3 separate regions of the Homo sapiens genome follow, and regions 1 and 2 are each linked to region 3. A link is a contact called in ENCODE Hi-C or POLR2A ChIA-PET data. All regions are on one chromosome and are shown on one strand. Each heading gives the region's core, a stretch centred on a gene start or an enhancer-like site at or near the end of the contact. The rest is flanking DNA. Distances are from core to core; before and after follow the strand shown.

Region 1 (3,634 bases), core at 47-2,546, 2.8 Mb before region 3:
AGGGAAGAAGAAAGGATCAAGTGGGGATGGGTTAGGCACACACCTTAGGAGAAGCGAACCTGAGTGTTAAGAAACCTTTCTCTGTGTCTGGAGCTGAATTTGAGGATGTAAAGATGACCAGGACACGGAAGGGAAGACTAGTTTAGGGCAGGGGATTGTGAGTGAAGTTACTAACCGGAAAAACTAGCGAATCTTGGAGAAATGTGTGGAATTTTCATAGAACTTCAAATGCATTATCAGGAAACGCAGTAAAACTTGACAGTATCAGTGTCGCAGGTAAAGAGGGGCAGGTGTGGCCGCCTTGTACTTCCTCTGACACTTCCCCCTCGTGACTCGATTATTTATTTATTTATTTATTTATTTATTTTGAGACAGGGTCTCACTCTGCCACCCAGGCTGGAATGGCTCATTGCAGCCTCGACCTCCAGGGCTGAAGCGATCCTCCCACCTCAGCCTCCCAAGGAACTGGGACTACAGGCACGCACCACCACGCCCGGCTAATTTTTGTATTCTTTTGTAGAGACAGGGTTTCGCCGTGTTGCCCAGGGTGGTCTCGAACTCCTGGGCTCGAAGCAATTCGTCCACCTCGGCCTCACAAAGTGCTGGGATTACAGGCGTGAGTCACCGCGCCCGGCCCTGACTTGATTTTTTTCTGCCACCAAATCACTGTGTTATTGATAAACCACATTCCTCTCTGGACCTCAGTTCGACCGAGCAAATCCTGCTCCAGCACTCTAGAACTTAGCTGTATCTAACTCCCGAGTCAATCCAAATGTGTTCTTTCCTCTTGGCAGCGTTCCTGCCTCCTGGCATGGCAATCCTCTTCCCTGAGACTGGCAGTTGCTCAAGATAGGAAGCTCCCGGGACCAGACCCGAGCGCCAGCCGGCTACGCCGTCCGCTGGCCTGAGCAAATAAACGCGTGTCTTCAAAAAACTACAATCCCCATGGTGGCACGCGCCTGTAGTCCCAGCTACTCTGGTGGCTGAGGCAGGAGAATGGCGTAAACCCGGGAGGCGGAGCTTACAGTGAGCCGAGATCGCGCCACTGCACTCCAGCCTGGGCGACAGAGCGCTCAAAAAAAAAACAAAAAACAAAAAACAAAAAACTACAACCCCCATGAAGCTTTAGTGCCTTTGAGGGGAGGAGTGGCGCATGTTTGTTCACGCACGAAAAAGAAATTAAACCTAACTACCGTTCCCAGAGGGCGCCGCTCTGCAAATTACCCAATCAGCTCTAAGTACAAAGCATCGCGAGTCTTTAGTGCTCTTTGGCGCTATAAGCCCGTGGGAACGAGCATTGGAGACCCTTTTCACAAGATGGCGCCGAAAGCGAAGAAGGAAGGTGTGTGTTGGTGATGGGGCCGCAGCTGGTTTACCGGGGATTGCCGCGCCGCAGAGCGAACGAATTGGGAACACGGCTGCTGGGCTAAGCCCTGAGGGCTCTGCTCCGGGGCTGCTCCCTGCGTTTCGGACACGCTGCAGTATACGTGGGCCGCGTGGGCCCAGCCTCGTGGGCTGAGTTCCGGTAGAGGGAGTTGGGGGGGGGCAACGCGGCAGGCATCATCCGCCAGGGAGGGCCAGACATTCGGTTCTGGGAAGCTACATGCATCCACTGGTTGGAGCTCCATGTCCCCGGGCCTGTAAGGAATTAGTGCCCTCAGCTTTAACCATTTTCCTTCTGGTTCATGTTCAACCGGGCTACATTACCCGCCCCTCTCTCCGCAGCGTGGTTTTGCGATGGGGTATGTGTAAAATTCGTAGGACATTTTCTGGAAAGTATCAAGCGTTCATTCAGTGCTACTTTGTTTCATAGTCGTATCCCTGGAGTTACTTAGAGTTGGTCGCTTTCGCCTCTGGTATCGTGCATATGATGGAAAAGTTTTAATCTCCTGACACTTGTGATGTCTTCAAAGGAACCACTGATGCACCTGTGGCCAGGGTGGCCCACTGCAGTTCTTGGGGCCGGAAGTGACCGATTTCTAAATCCCGCACCCACGTTTTCTTTCCTTTTCTCCCAGCTCCTGCCCCTCCTAAAGCTGAAGCCAAAGCGAAGGCTTTAAAGGCCAAGAAGGCAGTGTTGAAAGGTGTCCACAGCCACAAAAAGAAGAAGATCCGCACGTCACCCACCTTCCGGCGGCCGAAGACACTGCGACTCCGGAGACAGCCCAAATATCCTCGGAAGAGCGCTCCCAGGAGAAACAAGTCAGTACTGCCCCCTGTACCCATGAAAAGATTTGGGTATTCTCCATTGGTAATTTGGAAATTCACTCACTCTGCGTGATGGTTTCTCAAACGCAAATTGTGTCCAGTGTGCTTCTCTAATTGGAAGTATGAGGAGATTGTTTCTGCTGCATTTACAAAACTGGCAGGATCAGCCCAGAGGCCGGGCGCGGTGGCTCACGTCTGTAATCCCAGCACTTTGGGAGGCCGAGGGGGGGCGGATCACTTGAGGTCAGGGGTTCGAGACCAGCCTGAGTGACATGGAGAAACCCCGCGTCTATTAAAAATAGAAAATTCGCCGGGCATGGTGGCGCATGTCTGTAATCCCAGCTACTCGCGGGAGGCTGAGGCAGGAGAATCGCTTGAACCCGGGAGGTGGAGGTTGCGGTGAGCGGAGATCGTACCATTGCATTCCAGCCTGGGCAATAAGAGTGAAACTCTGTCTCAAAAAAAAAAAAACCCTGAGTCTCTCAAAATTTGTTAGGTTAATTATTGCTTCACATGTGGTCACGGTTTGAAAACTTATTTTGGGGGGAGTATAAAGTAGAATACAGAGATTCCTTGCTCATAGCTCCTACTGCTATCGGGAACAATCCTTGAGGGTGAGAACGTGGATTGATTCTTGATTGATAGTGGGGATTCCATTATCTGTATTTGGCAGTTATGGCCTGCTGCGGTGTATAGAAGCTTCTTTCCATTCATTTTCCCGAATTTTCATACTGCTCAAGGAACAGTTGGGGGGGAATGGGCAGAAGGTTGGGCACTTGAGTATTTGAGCTATCGGTAATAACTGACTTTTTAGGGAGCACAGATTTGAGTAGAGCCATGGTAGTAGTTAGTACCAATGGGTTTTTGCTGCTTCTACTCTTTCTTAACAGAAAAAGTGGATTGTGTTCATATAGGAAAGCAGTTCACAGACTGTCTTCCTGCCCCTCCCGCCACCAAGCTGGACCTAGAATCAAGTGTGACTTTAAATGGGGAAAGCTGTGTTACAGTTGTGCTTAAGCCACTGCTGTGGCTTAACCTCACCTATGCATAAGAATTTGCTCGTGGCTGGCCGGGCGCGGTGGCTCGAGCCTGTAATCCCAGCACTTTGGGAGGCTGAGGCGGGCGGATCACGAGGTCAGGAGATTGAGACCATCGTGGCTAACACGGTGAAACCCCGTCTCTACTAAAAATACAAAAAAAATTAGCCGGGCGTGGTGGCAGGCGCCGCTAGTCCCACTACTGAGTCCCAGGCTGAAGCAGGAGAATGGTGTGAACCCAGGAGGCGGAGCTTGCAGCGAGCCGAGATCCTGTCACTGCACTCCAGCCTGGGCGAAGCGAGACTCTGTCTCAAAAAAAAAAAAAAAAAAGGAATTTGCCCCTGGCCCGATTCTCCTGCCTCAGCCTCTTGAGTAGCTCGGACTACAGG
Region 2 (3,928 bases), core at 1,139-3,638, 2.5 Mb before region 3:
CTCAGCTCCTTAAAAATGCCTTTCTAGTGCCACCGCACACAATCCTCCCTCTGGCAGCAAAGAATTTTGCAGCGAAGGGCTCGCCGATCCGGAGCGGAGAAATGAAATCGGCGCCCAAGGGCAATTTTAATTGTCTAACCCGGCCCGATTTCCTAAGAGGCAGCGGCGCCGGGAGGGAGGAGGGAAGAGGGAGGAGGAAGGAAGGCAGCTCTGAGAGGCAACAGGGGGCAAGCGGAGGCAGAGAAAGGGGATCAAAGCGGCGAGATCCCAGACGGGGCCCCCGAGGAGCTTCTGCAGAAAGGACTCTGGGGCTGTCCCCACCGTTCCCCCGAGAGACGTTTGCAAATCATATATGCAGCCAAAATGGCGCTGAGAATAAAAATATAATTTAAAGGCAGGTCGCCATATTGTAAACAGAGAGGCAAAGAAGAGGCGGACTCGAGAGACACCCTCCACGATTTTTTCTACAGCCACAAGCGCCCGGTTGCCGGGGTCTGGACCAGGGCAACTCAGGTGGCCGAGGGCTCCACGCACCCACCCCGAGGAGATCCCGGCCGGGCAGGAGCCCCGAGGGCAGCGGGCGCGCGGGCAGGCAAGCGGCACTGGGCCCGGAGCTCCTCCCCTTCCTCCCCCGCCACTGCCGGCTGTCCCCGGCCGGCTCTGTCCCGGCTCCCCAGCGACTTCCAATCCCATATGGGGTTCTCTTCACTCGTCCCAACCCCCACCTCGGGGTCCGGACCCACCGCTGCTCCTCCCCGCTAAACTGCCAGAACCCGGCGGACACCTGGGGGCGGGGAGGTGCTCGCCCCGGCAGCTGCAGAAAGTCAGCTAGCGGCTGCAAGCGCCCGTTATTTCGGCAGTCAGGGGCAGGCCGGGTGAAGGAATGCGCAGAGAAGGGTCCGCCAAGAAGCTCCAAAAGGGTCCCCAGACCTTACCAGCACTGGAGGTGGAAGGCAGCCGGGCAGTGGTCGCAGCACAGGAGATCTCCACCTTCCTTGCAGCTATCGCAGCTGTCGTGGTTGGTGGCCCTGCCGCTTCTCCGGGGCTCCTTCTCAGGCTTCCGACTGCGCTTTTCTGCCTCGTCCGTCTTGGGGGGAGCCAGCAGAGCTTGGATTTGCTGCACACACATACAAACGGCGTGTGTGCACACTCGGAGCTCCCGGGCGGTCCGTCGCCCCCCCGGCGCGGTTTCTCCGTCACCCACCCCTCTCCCCCCTTTTGTCCTTCTTCCTCCCATCCAGGCTGCTCCCAGAATCTCTCAGCCCCCGGAACCAGGGGGAGCCCACCCTAACCGCGTTCCTGCAGCACAACAACGAGAACAGCTTCTTCCAAATGGGGAGGATCAAGGGTAGGGGGATGGGAAGAGGGTGCGCGGTTCCCTTCTTGCCACTTCCTTGTATGGACAGTGGGGGACTCCAAAGACCCGCTCGGGAGAGGCCCAAAGCCCGGTACCCGGACGTGCTGGGGGAAGCACAAAGGGGCCAACAAGAAGGGGGTGGGGAGGCCTGCCGGTGCAACGAGATGGAGTGGGCTGGCGCCTCGGGAGAGCGAATCGAGGGCGGCGGGTAGGTGAAACTGCTGCAAACGTCCTCGGAGGCTGAGCTCAGCCCCCTAAATTGCAAAGAGGGGAGGGAGAGGCTAGGTGAGGAAGAATCCCCCTCCCTCGGCCATCTAGGCGCTTCGAGTTTAGGACTGGCTTTGTGGGGCGGAGGGCGGAGGTTCCCTCCCGGCGCTGGAGGAAGGAGATGAGGAGGGCCACTCTTACCTCCATCAGCCCCCCTGATGTGTCCAAGTCGTACACGATCGTCTTGGTCTCCATTTTCTCCCACATTCATCCACCTCCCGGGCTGGGTGCTCTCTGCTCCGGCCCCCCCAACCCCGGGGGGAGGGGGGAGGTGAGGGGAGGGGGCGCTCCTGACCCCGGCCCCGCTTTTTTCCCAATACGGGTCCCGACTTCCTCGCCCTGGCTCCCCCCCACCCCCCGGCCCCCAGTCCCCGGGACGACAGCGTCCTCCCGACGGGCCGCGAGGGGGGAGCGGCCCCTCAGTCCCGGCCCGGCTGCTGGCTGCACAGTGGGTCCCGGCTCCGGGGGTCAGGCCTCGGCGGGGCCTAGTCCCACAGGCTAAAGCCGGCACTGGCGACAGCCGGTCCGGCCGGGAAGGCTGGCGGGCGCTGCCATCCCGGGGCTGGGGGTATCGGAGGGGGGGTGAGAGGTTACGTGAGGTTGTGGTACGTGAGGTGACTGGGGGGAGGGTGATGGGGGGTGGTCCCCGGGCTCCGCCTCTCGCCGCCGCCGCCGTCTGCGTCCCGGCTGCCGCGCACTTGGCGCAAACTTACCGCGAGCGCCCGCAAAGCCACCCGCGCAGGCGCCCCGGGATCGGCGCTCGCCGCGCGCAACCGCAGTGACAGCCGGCGGCCTGGCTCCCGCGCAGCCGCGGTGAGGGAGTACCCCCCAGCGCGCAGCCGCGCTGGCATTCGTCTGGAGGACCGAAGCCCCACCTTTCTGCCCTGCGCCAGCGCACTGAGACAAAAGGGCGGGACCTGAGGTCTCGCGCAGGCGCTTGAGAAAGCTTGTAGGGGTCAAGGCGCAGCCGCAGGAAGCTAGGGACTGTTCATCCATTGGTGTTTGTGTGCAAACTAAGACGACTCTGTTCTGCGCAGGCGTGTTGGGGGTGCTCCCCCTTCCTCTCCATAACACAGACGCCTCCCGCGCAGGCGTATTGCCTTCCGCAGGCCCTCACAAGAAAGCTGCTCCTTTCGCCATTTTGGTAATGGGATATGGGCTATCATGCCCTTGGAGTCCTCAGGCATGAACAGAAAGGAGCAAGGTGTGGTGTTGGATGGAGCTGGTCGCCTGTCGGTGACAGCAGTATTCCTAGGGATGTTGTACTTGACCGTTTGGTTCTACCATCGGGTGTGGCTGGACCAGGCCACCATATTGGTAAAGAGAAAAGCCATTTGAGACAGAAAATGACGCTTTTGGAGGCGTGTGGGATGACTGTGGTTCCTAATTCTCTCCCGCTCCTGACAGATAATTTTATCAGTTAATTGTATCCTCAGCATCCCTGCCTTGCGTGGTGGTGGCACTGGAGAGTTCCGCCTGCCCGTTACCACCCTCTCTTCACCACTGTCCCTGAGATCTGCTCTTCAAGAGGAAGCCTAAAGTGGAGAGTTTGTAATCCTGACAACGCCCAGCTACCTGCGTACCCCGGACTCCAACTCCCAGTTTGCAACGCCAAAGGGTCTAAAGGGCGAACGGGGGCGCATTGCATCCTGGGAGCAAGAATCGCGATAGGTCTGATGGATTGTGGGAACTGTAGTTCCATGTGCGTGCGATGCACTCTATGGTAGGATAGACCCGGGGAAGAGTCATTTGCCGGCCAGGAAGGGATACTTTTGAGAGCGTCAGTGCTGCATGCCGGGATTTGTAGTCTGAGGGCCCGCCTCGCATTCTGGGCGGGGATTCATGCTCCTTTTCAGGGCGCCCGCTCCTCCCCTTGGTATTGCCGTCAGAGATGGGCGGTTGGTTATTGCTGCCTGATGGTGGATGAAGCAGTGGAAAAGAGAATTGTATCGTTGTGCTTGACACTAGGGGTTTAGTTGGAATTGTTGCTTCGTAGCTGTGCTCGGCCCACTTTTAATGTTAAGGGACACAGCATTCTCAGAGTCGTCAAACTAGCAAGGGTTTAGAGACCATCTGATTTAATCCCCTCTTTTCCAGATGCACAGGGAGGCGCAGTGATTTGCCTAGGTCACATAGTGCATTTATGGCAGACCTAAGAATTGGATTTCTTGATTCTCAAGCCAGACACTGTCCATTACACTATGTCGACTGTGTCTAAGGAATTACTATGCTTGCTTTGGGGACAGTAAGGAGGATGAGTTAGACAGAGTGGGGATGTCAGTGTATGGAGTCTTAGGTTTCTGT
Region 3 (3,934 bases), core at 1,414-3,913:
CACCAGATTCTTCGTTGCCTACTTTGTGCCAGATTCTGTGCTGGGCACTGGAGATACAGCAGTGAACAAAACAGACGAGAACCCCTGCCTTCAAGGAGCTCGCAGGATGGTAGTGAGGCAGGTAGAGCAGTAAAACACGGAGTATGGGAGTTGGCAGGAGGAAGAGCAGGGAAGGGGAGGGAGTGCTGGGTTTCAGAGTCAGACAGGGAAGTCCTCACTGAGAAGGTGACATCCAAACGAAAGAGGTTCAGGCAGAGAAAAGAGGAACTGCAAGGGCCCTGAGGTGGGACGGTGGCTGGCATGCTATGTCTGTCCACAGAACTACAAGACAGGATGTGATTGGAGAGCAAGCCAGGGCTGGGGGGACAGGGGACAAGCTCAGAGAGATGGGGGACCACCCAATGCTGTGACAACCCAGAATCCCAGGAGGAGGAGGAGAGGGGACTGACAGTACAAGTGAGACTAGAAATCCACAGGCACGAGCTGCCTTCCATTGCTCTGCCCTTCTCAGAGCCTCCGCGTCGAGGGGATTTGGGCATTGAGGCATTTCTGGAGGACAGGCTTCTGTGGCCACTGCTGCCACAGACTTCCCTGCCCTCAGCTTGAGTTGGGTCAGACGAGCCTGTCCATGTGAACGTGGAAACATTTCCTGCCAGACTATGCTGTTGCCACCACACGAATCAAACCAGCAAAGGGCACGCCGGCGATGTGCATACAGCTGTGTCTCTGACAGCTGCCTGGGCCTGCCTGCTGTTCCCACGGGTCAGCTCCTGTCGGGTAGGGACAGGTCCTGCTCTCAAGGCTCATAAAGCAGCCAGCAGCCTGCCCGTGTTTTCCGTACTCTGGCCTGTGTCACCCAGGCTGTCTCCTCATCTCTTGTCTGATCCTCAAGGGTTCCCTGGCCTCCCTCTTCACTCCCTCTGCCTGTGGCAGGCAGCAGCACAGTTCTATGGGGTCCTAAGGACCCCAGGGAGTCACTCCCACATTTGAGCAGCAACTTTGGGTTTAGTCTGTCCAGGTTAGGGCCCCAGATCATATATATGTGTGTACACACACGTGTGTTTGCGTGTCATGCGGCATTCGGATGGGGCATCCTGTTCATCCACCCCCCTGCTATGGGGTGGCTGAAGGTTGGGGTGCCCTCTGAGTTTTTGGTGGGTGGGGCTTCAGCAGGGTGTCTTGGCTACCTCTCCTGGCCAGCACATGTTATCCTGGGAGGATTTGTAGCTTTGGGCCTGACCACGGTTCCAAGCACCATGATCTGGAGCCCACACTGGGTGGCAGGCTGCAGAGAAGGTGCCCCCAGAAGCCTGGACTGCACCCTTATCTGTTTTCATTTGGAGCTATTTTCTCATTATCTCATGCCAAGTGTCTGACTACACATGGCAGTCCTTCCCCAAGTGTTTGCAGCTTCATCATAATACTGTTAATTGAATGGAATTTGTCATTGGCCAGCTTCTGTGGACCCCATTCAAGGCTGAGTGGATGCTGGGGGCGCCCAGCTGGCCTTGCTCAGAGGGGTCCCGAGCGTCTTGGTGCTTCAGGAGCTGAGCCCCCCTCAAGAGCATTGATGACAAGAGCTCAGATTCTCAGAACCCCCCTGAGCACCCAGACAACCTTGGTGGTTACTTCTTCACTTTTTCGCATGACCTGGAAAGGAGATGAGACGGGGAGGAGAACATAGGCAACCAGAAGGACGTGCAGCCTACAAGGGTCGTATGAAGGTCAGAGGGGTGGCTGTGATGGCCCAGAGCTGTGGGGTCTGAGTGACCTCCAGCCCAGAACCGCCCAGCAGGCCAGTGCTAGTCATGCCAGCACTTCCAAACCCACTTCTTGACTGACCTTAAGAAATGGGAAGTTTTCCAACTGTTGGTCACATTTTTAATTGATCTAACCTGCTTCATCTTCCCAGACAAGTGGGTTCTTTCCCAACAATGTAAACATTAATTCAGATGAAAACAAAGCTCTGTAGAAGTTATTAATATCTGTGGCTCTGCTCATGGGAGCCTTTCTCTTTTGAGGTACCAGAAAGAGGAAGGCCTAAACAGAACTGGAGTGTGGGAGAGTGGGCGGGCTCTCTCTCTTTAGTCATCTGTGGTCACCCCCCACCCCCCTGCGCTGTGCAAGCCTGATACCATGGAAAGGGAACCCACATTTCAAATAGCTGCTGCTGCTCCGGTGAACTTGGGGTAAGGGAGCTGAGGGGTGTCTACCCTCTGCACCAGACTCAAGTCTCCCTCCTAGAATAGGAGCGAGAATAGCAGCAAGTCCCTGCCCCCTGCTCCCTCGTTTTCCTGGAAGAAATGCCTACCTAAGACACAGACACCTGCATCCCACGCTTTGTCACCCAATGCCTGTTTCCTTAAGGAGAAAAAATGGGCGCCAGAAAACTTCTAGGTCTAGATCCTGGCTCTGTTGCTCGCTAGTTGTGGAACTTTGGACAGGCGACCTCACCCTTCTGATTTCACTTTCCCTGGCCTCACTCTTCACTCCCTCTGCCTGTGGGCAGGCAGCAGCATGGTTCTGTGGGGTCCTAAGGACCCCAGGGAGTCACTCCCACATTTGGGCAGCAGCTTTGGGTTTAGTCTGTCCAGTTTAGGGCCCCAGATCGTATATGTGTGTGTGCACACACGTGTGTGTTTGCGTGTCAGGCAGCATTCAGATGGGGCATCCTGTTCATCCACCCCCCTGCTTTGGGGTGGCTGAGGGTTGGGGTGCCCAACAGGTAGAATGGGGTTGATAATAGCACCTGCCTCGCAGGGTGATGGTGAAAATAAAATGAGCCATGGTGATTTAAGATGCCCAGTCTAGGTTCTGGCCTTTACTTAGTTGACACTCGTGGACGGTTAGATGGTTAGAGAGGCAGGCCAGTTTAGTACCAAAATGCCTTCAGAGTCAGGCTGTCTCTGGGTTCAGATCCTGGCTCTGCCCCTTGCTATTGGTGGAATCTTAGACAAGTTATTTAATTTCTCTGTGCCTCAGCTTCCCCACCTGTAAAACGAGGATGAGGCTAGTACCTCCCTCACAGGGTTCGTGGTAAGAGGATGAGGCTAGTACCTCCCTCACAGGGTTCGTGGTAAGGCTCAAATATGTAAATGTATGAAAAGCACTTAAAACTGTGCTTTGGGGTGAGCTGTTATTCTTAGTTCCTGCAGGCTTCAGCTGGTTTGATTGTTGTGACTAATAACCTTCGCACCTAACAGAATGTCTTGCCGGGGAGTGTCATGGCCCAAACAGGAAGGTGGCAGCGGAAAAACTCCATTACTCAAGGGCCTTTGCAAGAGAAGCAAAACTCTACTTCCTCAGCTTCTGTGGGTTTTTAAATCTTTTTTTTCAATTTTAATTTTAATTTTTTTAAAAAAAAAGTAGAAATGAGGTGTTACTATGTTACCCAGGCTGATCTCGAATTCCTGCCCTCAGGTGATCCTCCCACCGCGGCCCCCCAAAGTGCTGGGATTACAGGCATGAGCCTCTGCACCCAGCCAGCTTCTGTGTTTTTAACAAACCTTGCTCGGGCTCTGCAGATACAGATTCTGGGTCTGGGGTGAAGTGACTAGCATTTGTGTGGCAGTCTGTGAATGAGATGTCAAGCAGCTTCCGAGGTAACAGACTTCTCCCCAGGTTCAGTGAGGGAGACTGTACCTAGCCTGTCCTTCCAGAGGCTGCTCACACTGCCAGGCTGTGGCTGGCCTGCCAAGGGGAGGATGGCCCTCCACACCTCGGCCCACCTGCCCTTCACCTCCAGCCAGGGCCTGCCTGTCCATCCACCTGTGCCTAGCTGGAAAAGCTGGCTTGGAGCAGTGCTGCCCATCTGCCACTGCCAGCCCCCAGCATCTGCCTTATTAAAATGCTGAGGCTCTGGCTGGCCACAAGCCCCAGGAGATTTGGAGAAAAGCCAGACAAAAAGGTGCAGGCTGTGCCACCGCCCAGCCAC

What was found. A loop is a pair of places that touch in the nucleus more often than their neighbours do. ChIA-PET counts read pairs that join two places held with the same protein, here RNA polymerase II (POLR2A). Pooled maps may share reads with other maps.
Region 1: a loop to region 3 is called in a pooled map, with 11 times the contacts of the local background. The contact joins the promoter of RPL23A here to the enhancer-like site in region 3. A Hi-C loop is called at or near these places in 6 of 50 pooled maps. POLR2A ChIA-PET finds 5 or more read pairs at or near these places in 2 of 52 experiments (B cell and activated CD4-positive, alpha-beta T cell).
Region 2: a pooled map shows a loop between it and region 3 (4-fold over the local background). The contact joins the promoter of PHF12 here to the enhancer-like site in region 3. A Hi-C loop is called at or near these places in 1 of 168 maps with a recorded cell type or tissue (CD8-positive, alpha-beta T cell) and 5 of 50 pooled maps. POLR2A ChIA-PET finds 5 or more read pairs at or near these places in 1 of 52 experiments (GM12878).

What each region holds. Positions count from the first base shown.
Region 1 is chr17:28,718,689-28,722,322 of GRCh38, forward strand. RPL23A (ribosomal protein L23a) reads left to right here and starts at 1,297. Exons shown (of 5, transcript NM_000984.6): 1 at 1,297-1,342; 2 at 2,019-2,202. The coding sequence starts at 1,318. SNORD42B (small nucleolar RNA, C/D box 42B) reads left to right here and starts at 1,862; the gene lies at 1,862-1,928. RefSeq lists enhancers at 1-553, 554-1,155, 812-861, 1,292-1,511, 1,852-2,011.
Region 2 is chr17:28,949,130-28,953,057 of GRCh38, forward strand. It overlaps PHF12 (PHD finger protein 12), which reads right to left and starts at 2,389. Exons shown (of 15, transcript NM_001033561.2): 1 at 1,766-2,389; 2 at 936-1,117. The coding sequence starts at 1,831. It overlaps LOC105371716 (a long non-coding RNA gene), which reads left to right and starts at 2,473. Exons shown (of 5, transcript XR_001752822.2): 1 at 2,473-3,928. RefSeq lists enhancers at 1-270, 91-190, 2,631-2,680, 2,781-3,190, 2,892-3,513 and 1 more and silencers at 421-680, 2,191-2,460.
Region 3 is chr17:31,491,293-31,495,226 of GRCh38, forward strand. All of the region lies in intron 3 of RAB11FIP4 (RAB11 family interacting protein 4), which reads left to right. Among named protein-coding and RNA genes, the nearest start is that of MIR4724, 42 kb to the right of the region's middle. Within about 2 kb of position 2,664, at least 16 of the 41 ENCODE cell types and tissues checked have a DNase peak (open chromatin) inside an H3K27ac peak, as active enhancers do; they include B cell, CD8-positive, alpha-beta T cell and GM12878, where a contact is called at or near this core.